Linked DNA regions of Homo sapiens: region 2 is linked to region 1. A link is an interaction called in ENCODE POLR2A ChIA-PET data of the cell type or tissue named here. Cell type or tissue: Panc1. All regions are shown on one strand.

What was found. ChIA-PET counts read pairs that join two places held together with the same protein. Peaks named below come from ENCODE experiments on the same cell type or tissue, not always from the same donor. Only the 100,000 strongest peaks of a DNase experiment are listed, where the experiment ranks them.
Region 2: POLR2A ChIA-PET joins it to region 1 with 14 read pairs; 5 of 35 experiments call an interaction of 5 or more read pairs at or near these places.

Annotation. Positions count from the first base shown.
Region 1 is chr19:18,556,688-18,559,187 of GRCh38, reverse strand. It overlaps KXD1 (KxDL motif containing 1), which reads right to left and starts at 1,318. Exons shown (of 5, transcript NM_024069.4): 1 at 1,274-1,318. RefSeq lists a silencer at 1,060-1,219 and enhancers at 710-1,499, 1,500-2,291. In Panc1, no CTCF peak of the experiment used is centred here; a DNase peak (open chromatin) is centred at 1,467; H3K4me3 peaks cover 2,018 bases; H3K27ac peaks cover 1,665 bases.
Region 2 is chr19:18,763,913-18,766,412 of GRCh38, reverse strand. It overlaps CRTC1 (CREB regulated transcription coactivator 1), which reads right to left. Exons shown (of 14, transcript NM_015321.3): 9 at 885-1,009. Among named protein-coding and RNA genes, the nearest start is that of COMP, 26 kb to the left of the region's middle. In Panc1, no CTCF peak of the experiment used is centred here; no DNase peak of the experiment used is centred here.

The DNA.
Region 1 (2,500 bases):
GTGAAACCCCCGTCTCTACTAAAAATACAAAAATTAGCCAGGCATGATGGCGGGCACCTGTAGTCCCAGCTACTCAGGAGGCTGAGGCAGGAGAATCGCTTGAACCCGGGAGGCAGAGGTTGCAATGAGCCAAAATCAAGCCACTGCATTCTAGTGTGGGCTACAGAGGGAGACTTCATCTCAACTGAAAAAAAAAAAAAAAAAAAAAAAAAGACACCTGGAGAGGGAGGCCCATAGCTAGTACCAGTGAGACACAGTACTGGGACCTTCTGGGATACACTCCTCCTTCAAAACAGGACTCTTTTCTGTCTCTGGCTCCCAGATGTGAGGGCTGAGGGGTTCCTGGCACCTCCCTCCCGTCCCCCCGCAACTTCCTCTCCCAAGAAGCCTTCCCTGATTACTGCTAGTCTGGCCCACATACACAGTGAAATTGACCCAGCAAGAGCTCTGATCCCAACTCCAAATGTAGATTTATTGAAGAAACGCAGAGAGGTAGGCTGTTTGACCATGGGAGAGCCACTTCACCCTTCTGAATCAGTTTTTTCAACCATAAAATGAAAATAAGGTAGAATGAAGATCTCACAGTGCTGTCTGTGGCAACTGAAACCAAAGGTGATAACGACTGGAGCTCAGGACAGGCTGTTTCTCCAAGAGGAGTGTGAAGAAGTCCCGGGAATCAACATTTTGAGAGCATCCCAGGGGCCTCTAAGAATATATTACGGGCAAACACTTGTAGAGCACTTCATTTCATCCTCAATCACCGTTACGAGGCAGACACAATCATCTCCGAGTGAAACTGAGGCTCACAGGGGCGGGCTCCGTTGCCGAAACTCACAGGGAGAGGCAGAGAAGCACCACGGTTCTATATCCAGGTTATTTAACAGAATTTAACTCAGCCATCCAAGCTCTGAAAAACCCCAAGTGGGGAGGGGCTCAAATATCCCCTCACGCCCCGTCCCCTACAATACAGGGAAACTGAGGCACAAACCGGGCAACGCCCAGCTCCAGGTTACACGACACACCCAGAACACAGGAGGCCCCAATTCCTATGCCCCTGATCCGGATCCAGATCCAGCCCGTAGCGCCGCCTGCGTATCCATTGAGCAGACGGGGAAACTGAGGCCTGTGCGCAGCAGGAATGACCAGATGTGGCCAGTGGCGCACCCCACCCCACCGCAGCCCGGGGGCCGCGCCCGACCCGGACCGGTTCCCCGCGGCCCTGGAGTCCCCAGCCCCACCCCAAACTCGGCCCCGGCGTCGGTAGCGGCGGCACCTGCACATCTGGCGGCCTTGCTCGCGCTTCCGGGATGGCGCCCGCGCCGGCGAAACGTCACCACGCACCGATCCTGCGAGCGCGCGTGGCGGGGACGTACCCTGGAGCCGCTTGCGTGCGTTAAGTCACGACAGGAAAGGGCGGGGCTTAGACGGAGCTTCAGCTCGTGGGTGCATCACAATGAATAGCCAATCAAACAATTCATCTCGCGCCTGCGTATTTCCAGAAGCCCAGGCTTGAAAGCGGCCCGGAAGAAGGAAGGCTGAGAGAAGTGTCCCATTTTGTAGATAGTGTGACTGAGGTCCCAGAGTGGTAACCCTCCCCAAGGTCGTAAATGCTACAGTGGTCAGAGGCCAAACCACACTCAGGTGTCCTGCTTTCCAAGCAGGGAATTAGACTCATCTGTGTTCAGACATCCCTGCTCCACTTTTGCTGATTTTTTTGGTCCAAGTTTCCTTTTTTTTTTTTTTTTTTTTTTTTTGAGACAGAGTTTCGCTCTTGTTGCCCAGGCTGGAGTACAATGGCGTGATCTCGGCTCACCGCAACCTCCGCTTCCCAGGTTCAAGCGATTCATCTGCCTCAGCCTTCCGGAGTAGCTGGAATTACAGGCATGTGCCACCATGCCCGGCAAGTTTTGTGTTTTTAGTAGAGACAGGGTTTCTCCATGTTGGTCAGGCGGGTCCCGATCTCCCGACCTCAGGTGATCTGCCCGCCTCGGCCTCCCAAAGTGCTGGGATTACAGGCATGAGCCACCGCGCCCAGCCCTGGTTTCCATTTACACTTCCACGTTGTTTTGGAGTAATGCGCTGGGGAATTTTTTCAAAAGGGTTTACAGGCTGGGCGCGGTGGCTCACATCCTGTCATTGTAATCCGAGCACTTTGGGAGGCCGAGGCGGGCGGATCACGAGATCAGGAGTTCGAGACCAGCCTGACCAACATGGTGAAACCTTGTCTCTACTAAAAATAAAAAAAATTAGTCGGGAGTGGTGGCGGGAGCCTGTAATCCCAGCTACTCAGGAGGCTGAGGCAGGAGAATCGCTTGAACCCAGGAGGCAGAGGCTGCAGTAAGCCAAGATCGCACCACTGCACTCCAGCTTGGGCGATAGAGCAAGACCACGTCTCAAAAAAAAAAAAGAAGGTCAAGCTAAAAAATGAAGAAAATGTATTTTAAGTTCATGTTAGTTTGTGTATACGAGTACCAAGTTTTTGTAATAAAATGCCTCACAG
Region 2 (2,500 bases), 210 kb before region 1:
AATCCCAGCACTTTTGGAGGCCAAAGGAGGCAGATCACTTGAAGTCAGGAGTTCGAGACCAGCCTGGCCAGCATGGTGAAACCCCATCTCTACTAAAAATACCAAAAAAAAAAAAAAAAAAAAAATTAGCCAGGCATGGTAGCACATGCCTGTAGTCCCAGCTACTTGGAAGGCTGAGGCAGGTGAATGGCTTGAACCCAGGAAGCAAGGTTGCCGTGAGCCGAGATCATGCCACTGCACTCCAGCCTGGGCTACAGAGCAAAACTTCGTCTTAAAAAAAAAAAAAAAGGATTACAAAAGAGTATTATGAAAAATTTTCTGCCATCAAGTTGGATAGCAAAGACGAAATGGACAAATTCCTAGACACATACAAACTACCCAAAAAAGTAGACAAGCAAATACAGCAAATTGAAAAATCAAAAGCTAACCTCTTGAGTTTTTTCTTTTTTTTTGAAACAGAGTCTCACTCTGTCTCCCAGGGTAGAGTGCAGTGGTGTGATCATGGCTCACTGCAGCCTCCACCCCCTGGGCTCAAGTGATCCTCTCATCTTAGCCTCCCTAGTAGCTGGGACCACAGGCGCACACCACCATGCCCAGCTAATTTTTGTATTTTTTGTAGAGACGAGGTTTCACCATGTTGGCCAGGCTGGTCTCGAACTCCTGACCTCAACTGATCCACCCGCCTCAGCCTCCCAAAGTGCTGGGATTACAGGCATGAGCTACGGCACCCGGCTTGAAAATTTGATAATAAAAACTAAAAGTGTTGGGAGCATTCTCAAGGTTTTGTGGCCTCCTGGAAGGAACAGGAGGCCTTCTAAGAGGTAGAGCCAGGCCTCCACCTTTCCCTTTCCCCCTCCCACCTGCCCCCCACCTTGCCCTCGCACCTGAGTGATGGGTGACAGCGGGGACAGGGTGGGCGATGCCTGCTGACGCCTTGCCTCTGTGCTCAGGGACAGGGGGCTGACGCCAGCTGGGCGGTGCTGTGGAGAGGAGCCAGGTGTGCTCATTCCTAGAGAGGAAGTAGGAGGGAGGGAGAGCAGGTGTGAGACTGATCACTGAGAAAGGGCTGCTTACACACCCACAGTCACACTGCATGGGAATAGCTCAACTGCTCAGACAGAAGCCCATGGACATGTCCCAACTGCCAAACCTGGGCACCCCCCGAAGGCCCTGATTCCTGACCCGAGGGTCCCACAGTCCTGCAGAGTCTGTTCTCCTTCCTTCCAGGAAGGGGGTGTCTCACAGCCAGCCAACCAGCACATCCCCATCTCTGGAGCATAAGATTGGCCCCCAGATGGGCATGTAACCAGGCTGGCCCAATGAGAGCCTTCCCAGGGGCTTTGGATGGAATTCCAGGAAGGGCTGTCTGAAGCCGTGTGTGGGGCATCCTGTGGCGAGGTGAGGAGCCAGCTGAAGGGCTGCAGGGGAGAGGCAGCATCTGAGCCTGCTTCCCACTTTCAGGAGACAATAAATGGTTTTTTTTGGCTGAAAATGGCTTGGGTTGTGGTTAGCTTCAAGCCAGCAGGCCCTGCCCAATGCTGTGGTTTTGCCCACCACCTCGTGGATCTTGCCCTCCTTCAGTGAATGTGCCCATTCCTGCAGCTGCTTCTCTTGGCCCCCAGACCTGAGCACCTGCTATCCCCTATGTCCCACAGCCACTTCCTCCTCCCCAGACCTGGTGCATTCCCCAAGCTGCAGTGCCACCCATCAGGCTGTCTGAACTAAAGAATGTCACTCCTTAACATCCTTCCCCCTCTCTGCCCTGGGGTCTGACACATCATTCCTGCTGGAGGTCCTGCCAGGAGCCGCCTCATCACCCCTTCCCTCACCCCGGCCCCGAAGGCCCTTGCACTGAGCAACCCAATCCTTGGATTCTGCTGCAGTGATGAAGCTGGGTGAGGTCAAGTTCAACATGGCAGTAGCTGGGGCTGGCTGGGTTATTGTGGGCACCATGCCAGGCAGGCAACAGGCCCCTCGATGGCAGGAGGACCCCTGCGAGCCTGGCCTGACCCCCATCCACTCTGGAGACTTGGTTCCCTGGTTGGTGAGATGGCGACGATAACAGCCGCCCTCTCCGGTTCAAAGTGAGGCCCTGGTGAGGTCAGGAGCAGTCTCTGAAGAGCATCTGGCCTGCAGTCAAGGCGGGGGTGAAGCCGCCTGACTCACCCCAGGAGATCTGGGCACCAGATTAACCTTGTTCCGGCAGATGAGACGGCGGGTGCGTGGGCCCATGGGAACACACCCGACAAGCGCCGAGGGGAGATGACAGCCTTGTCCGTGCCCAGGGCAGCTGCTCACCGGGGCGAGCTCGGTCACGCCTGCACTTCCCCTCGGATGCCCTGGCAGCTCTGCTTGGCTGCGCACTGTGGGAGGAAGCCTGGTGCTGTTGACTGCTCCCCAGGCAGCAAGCGCCCTTTGCAGGCCCTGGCGTCCAGGGAGGCATCAACAGAGGCCTGGACGGGAGGATGTGGGGGAAGCCTGCTCAGAGCACACTCAGAGT